Linked DNA regions of Homo sapiens: region 1 is linked to region 2. Evidence: read pairs that join two places in POLR2A ChIA-PET (ENCODE). Cell type or tissue: B cell. All regions are shown on one strand. Links, peaks and the distances in the headings refer to the core of each region. The heading gives the core; the rest is flanking DNA. Region 1 overlaps GRAP2 (GRB2 related adaptor protein 2). Region 2 overlaps CACNA1I (calcium voltage-gated channel subunit alpha1 I).

The links. ChIA-PET counts read pairs that join two places held together with the same protein. Peaks named below come from ENCODE experiments on the same cell type or tissue, not always from the same donor. Only the 100,000 strongest peaks of a DNase experiment are listed, where the experiment ranks them.
Region 1: POLR2A ChIA-PET joins it to region 2 with 6 read pairs; 2 of 35 experiments call an interaction of 5 or more read pairs at or near these places.

What each region holds. Positions count from the first base shown.
Region 1 is chr22:39,948,363-39,952,748 of GRCh38, reverse strand. All of the region lies in intron 2 of GRAP2 (GRB2 related adaptor protein 2), which reads right to left. Among named protein-coding and RNA genes, the nearest start is that of TMA7B, 9.8 kb to the left of the region's middle. RefSeq lists a silencer at 769-828 and enhancers at 929-1,098, 1,863-2,102. In B cell, for the core only: no CTCF peak of the experiment used is centred there; a DNase peak (open chromatin) is centred at 2,198.
Region 2 is chr22:39,586,393-39,590,778 of GRCh38, reverse strand. All of the region lies in intron 1 of CACNA1I (calcium voltage-gated channel subunit alpha1 I), which reads right to left. Among named protein-coding and RNA genes, the nearest start is that of CACNA1I, 18 kb to the right of the region's middle. In B cell, for the core only: no CTCF peak of the experiment used is centred there; no DNase peak of the experiment used is centred there.

The sequences.
Region 1 (4,386 bases), core at 302-4,301, 360 kb before region 2:
TACGTTCTTTAAAGCATTATGTGTGTATGTTTTGAATTTAGTCATTTATTCTGAAGGAATAAAAGTGTGTCCCATATTTGAGTTTGAGATTGCTGAGAACAGAAAACTTTATAGTTTCTAACATCAAATGTGACTGCTGGTGTCACTAAGGACATGTGGGTATGTGTGTGCTGAGGGGGCAAGGGAGGAAGCAGAAAATCTAGGTCAAAAGAACTAGGAAACCCAGCAGCAGCGCCTCGTAGCCACGTAAAAACACAAGAGCACACTGCACTCCATCCATCGCTTCTGAATTCATGGCATTGGAATTCCTTTCTCCCGTCACATGGGAATGTGGTGTTTGGCCAGGGTAGCAAATGTCACACAGAAAGGGGTAAAAGAGGCCATTTGGAAACTACCTTGTCACCGTAAGAACCACACGTTGAGGCCGGGTGCCATGGCTCACGCTTATAATCCCAGCACTTTGGGAGGCTGAGGCGGGTGGATCACCTAAGGTCAGGAGTTTGAGACCAGCCTGGCCAACATGGCAAAACCTGATCTCTACCATAAAGACAAAAATTAGCCAGGCATGGTGGTGCATGCCTGTAATCTCAGCTACTTGGGAGGCTGAGCCACGAGAATTGCTTGAACCCAGGAGGCGGAGGTTGCAGTGAGCCGAGATTGCGCCATTGCACTCCAGCCTGGGCAACAGAGCAAGACTCTGTCTCAAAAAGAAAAAAAAAAAAAAAAAAACCACACACTTTGTACTTCATTTTCTGACCTGAAAGCAGCTCTGTAATTTTAGTTATCATGCCTCAGACCTCCTCTAGAAACTGAAAGATTATCCCACAATGCCAGCCATTTCTCTCCGCCACCTGGTGCTTGGTCTGCCTAACACTGTGTTTCTAGAGAGGTGAATTTGCAGGCTCTTTACCATGTATAGAAGGTGAGGTTTTTTTTTAAAAAAAATTCTCATTTTCTGCAAAGAAAAGTATTTGAGGGGAGGGGAGATGGTTTCCTCCTGCCGTTGTGGGCCCAGGGCCCCACACTTCCTGTTCTTCTCATCTCTCCATCTGTTCGGTTCCCCCTATCTCGTGTACCCATCGTGTAAACCTGAGCAAGGCGTTCAGCCTGAACACTTGAAGTTTTACTCTTGACTGTTTCTTAATTCTTATAATGTTCCCTAAGAGATGATTTTTTGGGTTACATGGCCTGTGAATAAGTTAGACGTGGGAAGAGAAGGGCCAAATTACGGCTGGAAGAATTTTTAAATTGGATGAAATTGTAGCTTTTAGAAACATAGCAAAAATCTGAAGTATTGAAGAAATGAATTATGTGGAATTAACTCTTAGTGCTTTTAGGTTGCTATTTTAGCAGGAAGAAATGAGGTCGCATTAGCTGCATTACAGAAGGAGACAGAAATGGACTGGGTCAAGAGATATTTTTCAAAGCTACTGGCAAATTTAATGGCAAATTCAAATGTGAGGCTGGTGCTGTGTGTAGCTGCAGGTATGGTGGTTTGTGGCATGAATAGGAAAAAAATCTGATTCCTGAGTTTCCAAATGTTTCCGTCATAGGAGAAGCAGGATCAAGTCATTTGGCAGCGTTTTCCTGTCCACCATCTTGATCTACATGCCGTGTAGATCACCATCTAGTGAGCACCTGCTGATTGCACTTAGGTGCATGAAATATGGAGATAAATAAGCTGGGGCCTCTGCCCCAGGAAACTGATGGTCTGTTGAGGGTGGGTGGCTGCTCAGACTTTTTTGTACCTTTCTAATGAAAACCTCTGTTTAGTCTTTAGCACAAAAGGCCAAACAAGTCAGAGAATCCCAGAAGCGAATTGCTGGGGTAGTCAGGAGCTGGCTTTGAAAGTATTTGTGAGGATCCTGGGTGTGTTACCCATTGAGGAAGGTGGGGGGCAGACATTGCAATCACATGTGGGGAGTCCCAGCCATGGGAACCAATCACCATCCTGTAGACATTCTGTGGGGCTCAGTCAACAAGCCCTCCCCATTTTGCTCTTTACCTGCAATGGACAGAATTTGAAAAGAGGGAGGGGGTTGGCTTTCCAATGGAATTCTAAATGAACAGGAAGAAATGCAATTTAGCAATTCAAGAAATATGTACTGGGCATCTATTTTGGGCCATGACTTGTGTTAGATGCTGTGAAGACACAAAGACGAACCTGGCATTGTGTGCACACGTGCATGACATTGCTCTCAGGGAATGGAGAGGAATTGAAAGTTCATTCATTCGTCAAGTGTCAGGGAGTTCTAGGCACAGCTCTTCTAGACATTGAGGCAGAAACAGCCCCTGCCCTTGCACAGCTTTTGCTAGTGGAGTAGACAACACATAAACGAGCAATTAGGATCCCACGGGGCAAAGGCAGCAATGAGAGGTAGAAATAGAGGGTGCATGAGACCACAGGGTCATGGCCTGCCTATAAATAGCTGCCATGTGAGGCAAAGTCATAAGTGCCTGGAAATGAGTGAAGTTTATGTGAAATGTTGGGGAGGAGCTGAAGAGGGAGTGATTTGTTTCCCTGGGATGGTAGGGAGTGGAGAGGACCAGCGAGGTTTCCATGGTAGAGGAGGTCAAGTATGTGTGTGTAGGAGAGGGGCAATCAGAGTATATAGGGGAGAGGCTGAGAAAGGGCGGTGTATACATTGCAGTGCAACCTGGGGGCGTTACATCTACAAAGATGTCTCTGTGTGGGTGTGTGCACACATGTGTACATGTGCATAATGACACTGGACAGTGGTTTGGGGCCAGATGTTTTCAGTCTCAATCAATTGGTAATTGGAAACCCCTGAATGCTTTTGAGCAAGGAAATGATATGATCTGATTTGTCTGGAAAGATCCCTCTGGGACTAGTAAGAAGAATGAGTGAAGGAGGAAAAAGACAAGAGGTAATGAGGTCAGTCAAGGAGCTGTGGCAATGATCTGAGCAGTCAGAAGCAGCGGGGATGGATGATCCCGATAATGCGGGCCACCATTTATTGGGCGTCTACGTTGGGACAGGGTCATCACCTCGAATCCTCTCCACAACCCGGCAAGATGGATACTACCTCCACTTGCTGAGGAAGACACTAAAGCTCAAAGGGGGCAGATGACTGGGCCCCAGTCTCCATGGTTAGTAAGCTGGGATTCAAACTCAGATCCATCTGACTCAAAGTCTATGCTCCTTTTTACTGCCTCACACTCCTTTCTGGTGAAGAAGAGACTTGCTTGAGAGATATGAGGAAAAAAATACATTCAGAGCAGAGTTTAGTGCTTAGGAGTCAGACAGAGTTCTGTCCAGGTCCTGGATTGGTCACATGCTAGCTGTGTGACTGTGGACATGTGATTTAATCCCTAGCCTCAGTTTCTCATCTATGAAATGGAGGGGAAATGAATGCCTACCTCACAGGTTTGCTGAGATGATGAAATCATGCCTGCAAACCACTTAGCTAGATCCTGGCCCTGAACAGGAGCTCAGGAGACGTTGGTTACTGGTCACCAGGATTTGGTAAAGGAGGCATTGATGATAATTGGGGCTTCTAGCTTGTGACTGACCTAGGATAATAATTAGAACATGGAAAGAAGAGTGGCTTGGGTGGAAATGGGGGTGAGATGGGCATGGGGGTTTGAGTGATTCTCGGCATCCTGAGTTAGGGGCTGGAGTTCATGTGGGGACATCCAGCAGACAATTGGAAGTCTGGGTCTGGAGTTCAAGAGCAAGGCCAGAGCTAGAACACGAGCCACAGACTTGAGGGTCTTTGGCACAGAGGTGATAGTTGCAGCTGAAGAAGTGGATGAGGTGGCTCAGAGTGAGAAGAAAAATCAGAAAGCCAAAGGCAGCACCTTCAGGGAAGTGTATATTTCAGGATCAAGAGAGGAAAAAGAATGCTTGGAAATGAGACCTGTAGGAGTGGTCAGGAAGGGAGGAGAAGAACCCGGAGAGGGTGGTGCTGCCAAAGCCAGGGAGAAAGGGGCTTCCAGGAGAGGGCCAGTTAGCAGTGTCAATCCCACAGACATTTCCATAGGGTCATTATACTACACATTAAGGAGATCACTGGTGAACTTCAAGAGAATGTTGCAGGGAGGGTAAAAGGCAGATTCCAGAGAGTTGTGGAATGAGTGGGAAGTGAGGAAGTGAAGCACGCCCAGTGTAGAGAATTCTTCCCAGTATTAGCAACAAAGGGGAGGAAAGAAATCAGGAGCTGGATTGGGAAGCAGAGTTGAGCAAAGTTTTTTTTTTTTTTCTTTCCTTTTTCCTTTTCTGAGGAATAGAGAAAACTTAAGATACCAGGTTCTCTTTGTAATGGAAGACGAGGGTGGAAGTTGGTACAAGGATGGTCTCCAGTGGATGACAGTCACATGATCACAGTGCCCCACAGAGAAGGCAGGAACTTCTCGCTGCTTGGC
Region 2 (4,386 bases), core at 151-4,150:
CAAACTGGCTGATACTACCGTTATCCCCACTTCACAGGAAAGGAAACTAAGGCCACAGGAGGTGGTTCCAGGGTCACTCCCATGGTATGTGGCAGGGGCAGGATCTGCACTGCCTCTCACTGGCTGCAAATCCCATGTTCTCATCCACACATCCTGCCATCACCTGGTTCAGTGTCTGCGATGTGAGGGACCCCCAACTGAGATGGGTTTAATGGAATATTTGCTCTTTCCTCCCCACCCACATCGTCTCTCTCTGAGGCTCCCAGCCAGGCAGAGGGAAGCGGAGGCTGGGTCAGTGGTGAGCCCAGCCGGCAGCCCGTCTGGCTGTGTCCCTGCTGGGGACCCAGGCCTGTGTTGTATGCAGTGGGGTCAGGAAGAGAGATGCTCCAGCCCCTGCTGTGGTTCAGAAGGAAAGCTCTACCTGCAGGAAGAAGGGGAGGGGAAGCCAGCAAGGGCATGTTTGCCTCAAGGTCCCCCAGCCAGGAGGATCAAAACCCAGCTAAGCCAGATCATAACCACACCACACCCTAGCCACCAAGGCCTGAGAAGGTCAGGATGTGGACTAAGGGGACAGGGTCACCAGGGAAGCCACTATGCTGGGGCTCCCTCAAACCTGCCAGTTCCCAGCTAGAAGAGCAACCGTGTGGAGGGGCAGTGCCCGGCGCCCGGGCAGGCCCTGCAGGGCAGCCTCCTCTCCAGGAGCCGAGCCAGAGGCCTGCATGGTTACCATGGCGACCACCACCCTCCTTCTGCAGGCCCAGGCGACACTCAGTTTCTGTGATTCGGGGGGCTCTGGGAGGCTGGTGGGGGCGGGAGTGCTGGGTTTGGCGGGGGTGGCCAAGTTTGTTTTTATTTTTGTCAAATCTAAAATCTGATCCACTTCCCAGGGTGCGTTTCAGTTGTCTAAATAAATCAGGTGGAGAAAAGGGGCTGGGGGCTCCATCCTCCTGGATCGGGGAGGTAGGGAAGGTGGACCAGCACCTACACCGAGTGTCCCTCCCCTGCTGGTCCCCAGTGAACCCAAAGGAGGGGGAGCTCAGGCCTCAGGCCCTCCAGGCCTGAGGTTCCAGATCCCAGTTCTTGGGCCAGCTCCATGCTCCTCTGAGGCCAGGCCTACAAGCATCCAAGGACCACCTGCTGTATACGTGGCCTGTGCCTCAGGGTGCTGAGATGAACCAGGCTCAGCTCCTTCCTGGAAGGTGCCCGTGTGCATCCCTGTTCCAGGACCACCCGTGATGTGTGACGGTGTAGCATGTGTTCGAGCAACAGTGGCCACCAATTTGAACATCAGCTGTTTCAGAGCCTGGGGTTTTGGGAGGACACTCATTCACACATTCATTCGTTCATTCGTTTATTCAATGAATAATAAACAGGCAGCAACCACTCTGGAAGGCTGCTCAGCAGCTTCTACTAAAACCAAACATATGCCCACGCTAGGACCCAGCGGGGCCACTCCTGGGTGCATACCCAGGAGAAATGCTCACACACCCCACAAAAAGCCACGTCCCAGAACAGGCACGTCTGTGTTATCGGTAACAGCCCCAACCTGGGACAACCTAGGTGTTCATCAACAGAAGAATGGGGTAGGGTGGTGGTTTTCAACCAGGGATGATTTTGTCCCCCAAGGGACATTTGGCCGTGTCTGGAGACATTTTTGGTTGTCACACTTGAGGGGATAGGACACCGGCATCTAGTGGGTAGAGACCAGGAATGCAGCTAAAACACCCTACAACGTACAGGACAGCCCCACAACAAAGAATCATCCAGCTCAAAATGTCACCAGTGCCATGCATGAGAAGCCCGCATGGAGTACTACTTAGCCATGAAAAGGACAGGCAACTGAAACACACAACAGCATGGAGGGATCTCTGCTGGGAAACAGAAGCCAGACGCAGCAGAGCAAACAACGCGTAACTCCAATTACATGAAGTTAAGAGCCAGGAGAAGCCAATCTACAGTGAAGAAGGTCAGAAGAGCAGTAACGTTGGGGAGTACCCAAGGCAGGTGGGGGACAGGGAAGCTTCCAGGACTGGAGATGTTCTTCTTGACCTGAGTGGTGGCCCCAGGAGAGGACTTATATGAAAATGCCTTGAAGGCCGGGCGCAGTGGCTCACGCCTGTAATCCCAGCACTTTGGGAGGCTGAGGCAGGCGGATCACGAGGTCAGGAGATCGAGACCATCTTGGCTAACGCGGTGAAACCCCATCTCTACTAAAAATACAAAAAATAAGCCGGGCGTGGTGGTGGGCGCCTGTAGTCCCAGCTACTCGGGAGGCTGAGGCAGGAGAATGGCGTGAACTCAGAAGGTGGAGCTTGCAGTGAGCCGAGATCACGCCACTGCACTCCAGCCTGGGCGACAGAGTGAGACTCTGCCTCAAAAAAAAAAAAAAAAAAGAAAGAAAGAAAGAAAGAAAACGCCTTGAACTGCACATTAGGATTTGTGAGCTCAACTTGTACATTTAACCTCAATAAAAAATGGAACAGCTGAGTTTGCCGGCATGTACCTGTGGTCCCAGTTACTTAGAAGGCTGAGGCAGGAGGATCACTTAAGCCCAGAAGTTCAAGGCTGCAGTGAGTTATGACGGTGCCACTGCACTCCAGCCTGGGTGACAGAGCAAGACTTTGTCTCAAAAAAAAAAAAAAAAAAAAAATGAAGAGCAACTGCTTTAAGGAAAAACAAAAATGCAACTATTAAAAATCCACAATCAGCCAGCACAGTGTCTTACCTGTAATCCCAGCACTTTGGGAGGCCAAGGCAGGCAGATCACATGAGGCCAGGAATTCAAGACCAGCCTGGCCAATATGGTGAAACCCTGTCTCTACTAAAAATAGAAAAATTATCCAGGCATGGTGGCACATGCCTGTAGTCCCAGCTACTCCAGAAGCTGAGGCAGGAGAACTGCTTGAACCCAGGAGGCAGAGGTTGCAGTGAGCCGAGATCACACCATTGCACTCCAGCCTGGGTGACAGAGCAAGACTCTGTCTCAAAAAATAATAATAATTATAAATCAAATAAAATAAAATAAACCACAGGCACCTGCTAGGGCACCTGCTATTGCCAAACCCCACAGGAACCTTTACAACAACCTGCAGGAATGGGCATCATCTCTGTTCCTTAGCCTTGCCCAAGGACACAGTCAGTGAGGGACAGAGCCAGGATTTGAACCTCATACCCTCCTGTCTTCTAATTCTCCTTTAAACCTCATTCCACCTGTGGCCACAGCTGCCTCGGGAGACAGGCATGGCAGACATTATTACACCCCACTTTATGGCCATGAAAATGAAGGCCCAGAGAAGACAGCACTTGCCCGAGATGACACAGTGATTGAGCTGAGACAGAAAGCTGCTCCATAAAATGAAGAGACCTGCCAGGCAGATGGTCCCAGGCCTCCCTCCGCTTACATGCCTCCAGCGACAAGGAACTCCCCACATGACAAATGGCATGATTGGTTCTGCTTATAAGCTATGCCATCTCAGTGCATTGAGATCCTTTTCAGGAGGGGGCAAGGGAGTGAGCCCTTCCTTGTTCCTACGCCAGCCCCACTTCTTGGAATCCCCGTTGTATAAGAACTCATTGTATTTGGCCAAAGTCTCTGATTCCCAAATACCTAGCAAGCTTCAGTACCCAGTGCAGACAGCAGAGTAGGGGAGGCAATGGCAGGAAACAGAGGCTGCCAGCTGGGATGAGAAGCCAAGGTGGAAGGTCCACAGGAAGGATGCTCCAGCCGAAGAGATTTGCCAGACACAGCTGCTTCCATCACAGCTGAAGAGAAGGGCCAGGCAGGTCCCTGGGGGCCAGGGTCCCACTGTCTGTGGGCTGATCCAGCCTCGGGAGCCCAACCACACAGAAAGTATGCAGGCAGGAAGGCTTCCTTGACTCCTGGGCAGGGGCTGCAGATGCCTCCTCTGGGACCTCACCGTGCCTCTGATGCCTCCCTTCTCCCAAGCAGCCATTGAACTGAGAGGGTGAGGGCTCGACCAGTGTGGATTACATTCTTCTCCAGCCTCCCTGGGGACCTGTCCTCTGCCGCGTGTCTCCCCTGCCTGCCCCTGAACACACGTCTGTGTTCATGTGTGCATTCCCAAGGAGAGCTGCTGCCTCTCATGCACCTGCACCCCTTATACACGTGTGCACACAGATGCAGCAGGCATTCTCACTCGCATGTGCCAGCAGCACTGGGCATGACTGACTCCTCTTCTAGAACAGGGGTTCTTAACCTTTTCTGTGCCACAAGCCCCTTTTCAGAATAAAGTTTTTATTTATTTATTTATTTATTTATTTATTTTAGAGACGGAGTCTAATTCTGTCACCCAGGCTGGATTGCAGTAGCACTATCTTGGCTCACTGCAACCTCCACCTCCCAGGTTCAAGTGATTCTCCTGCCTC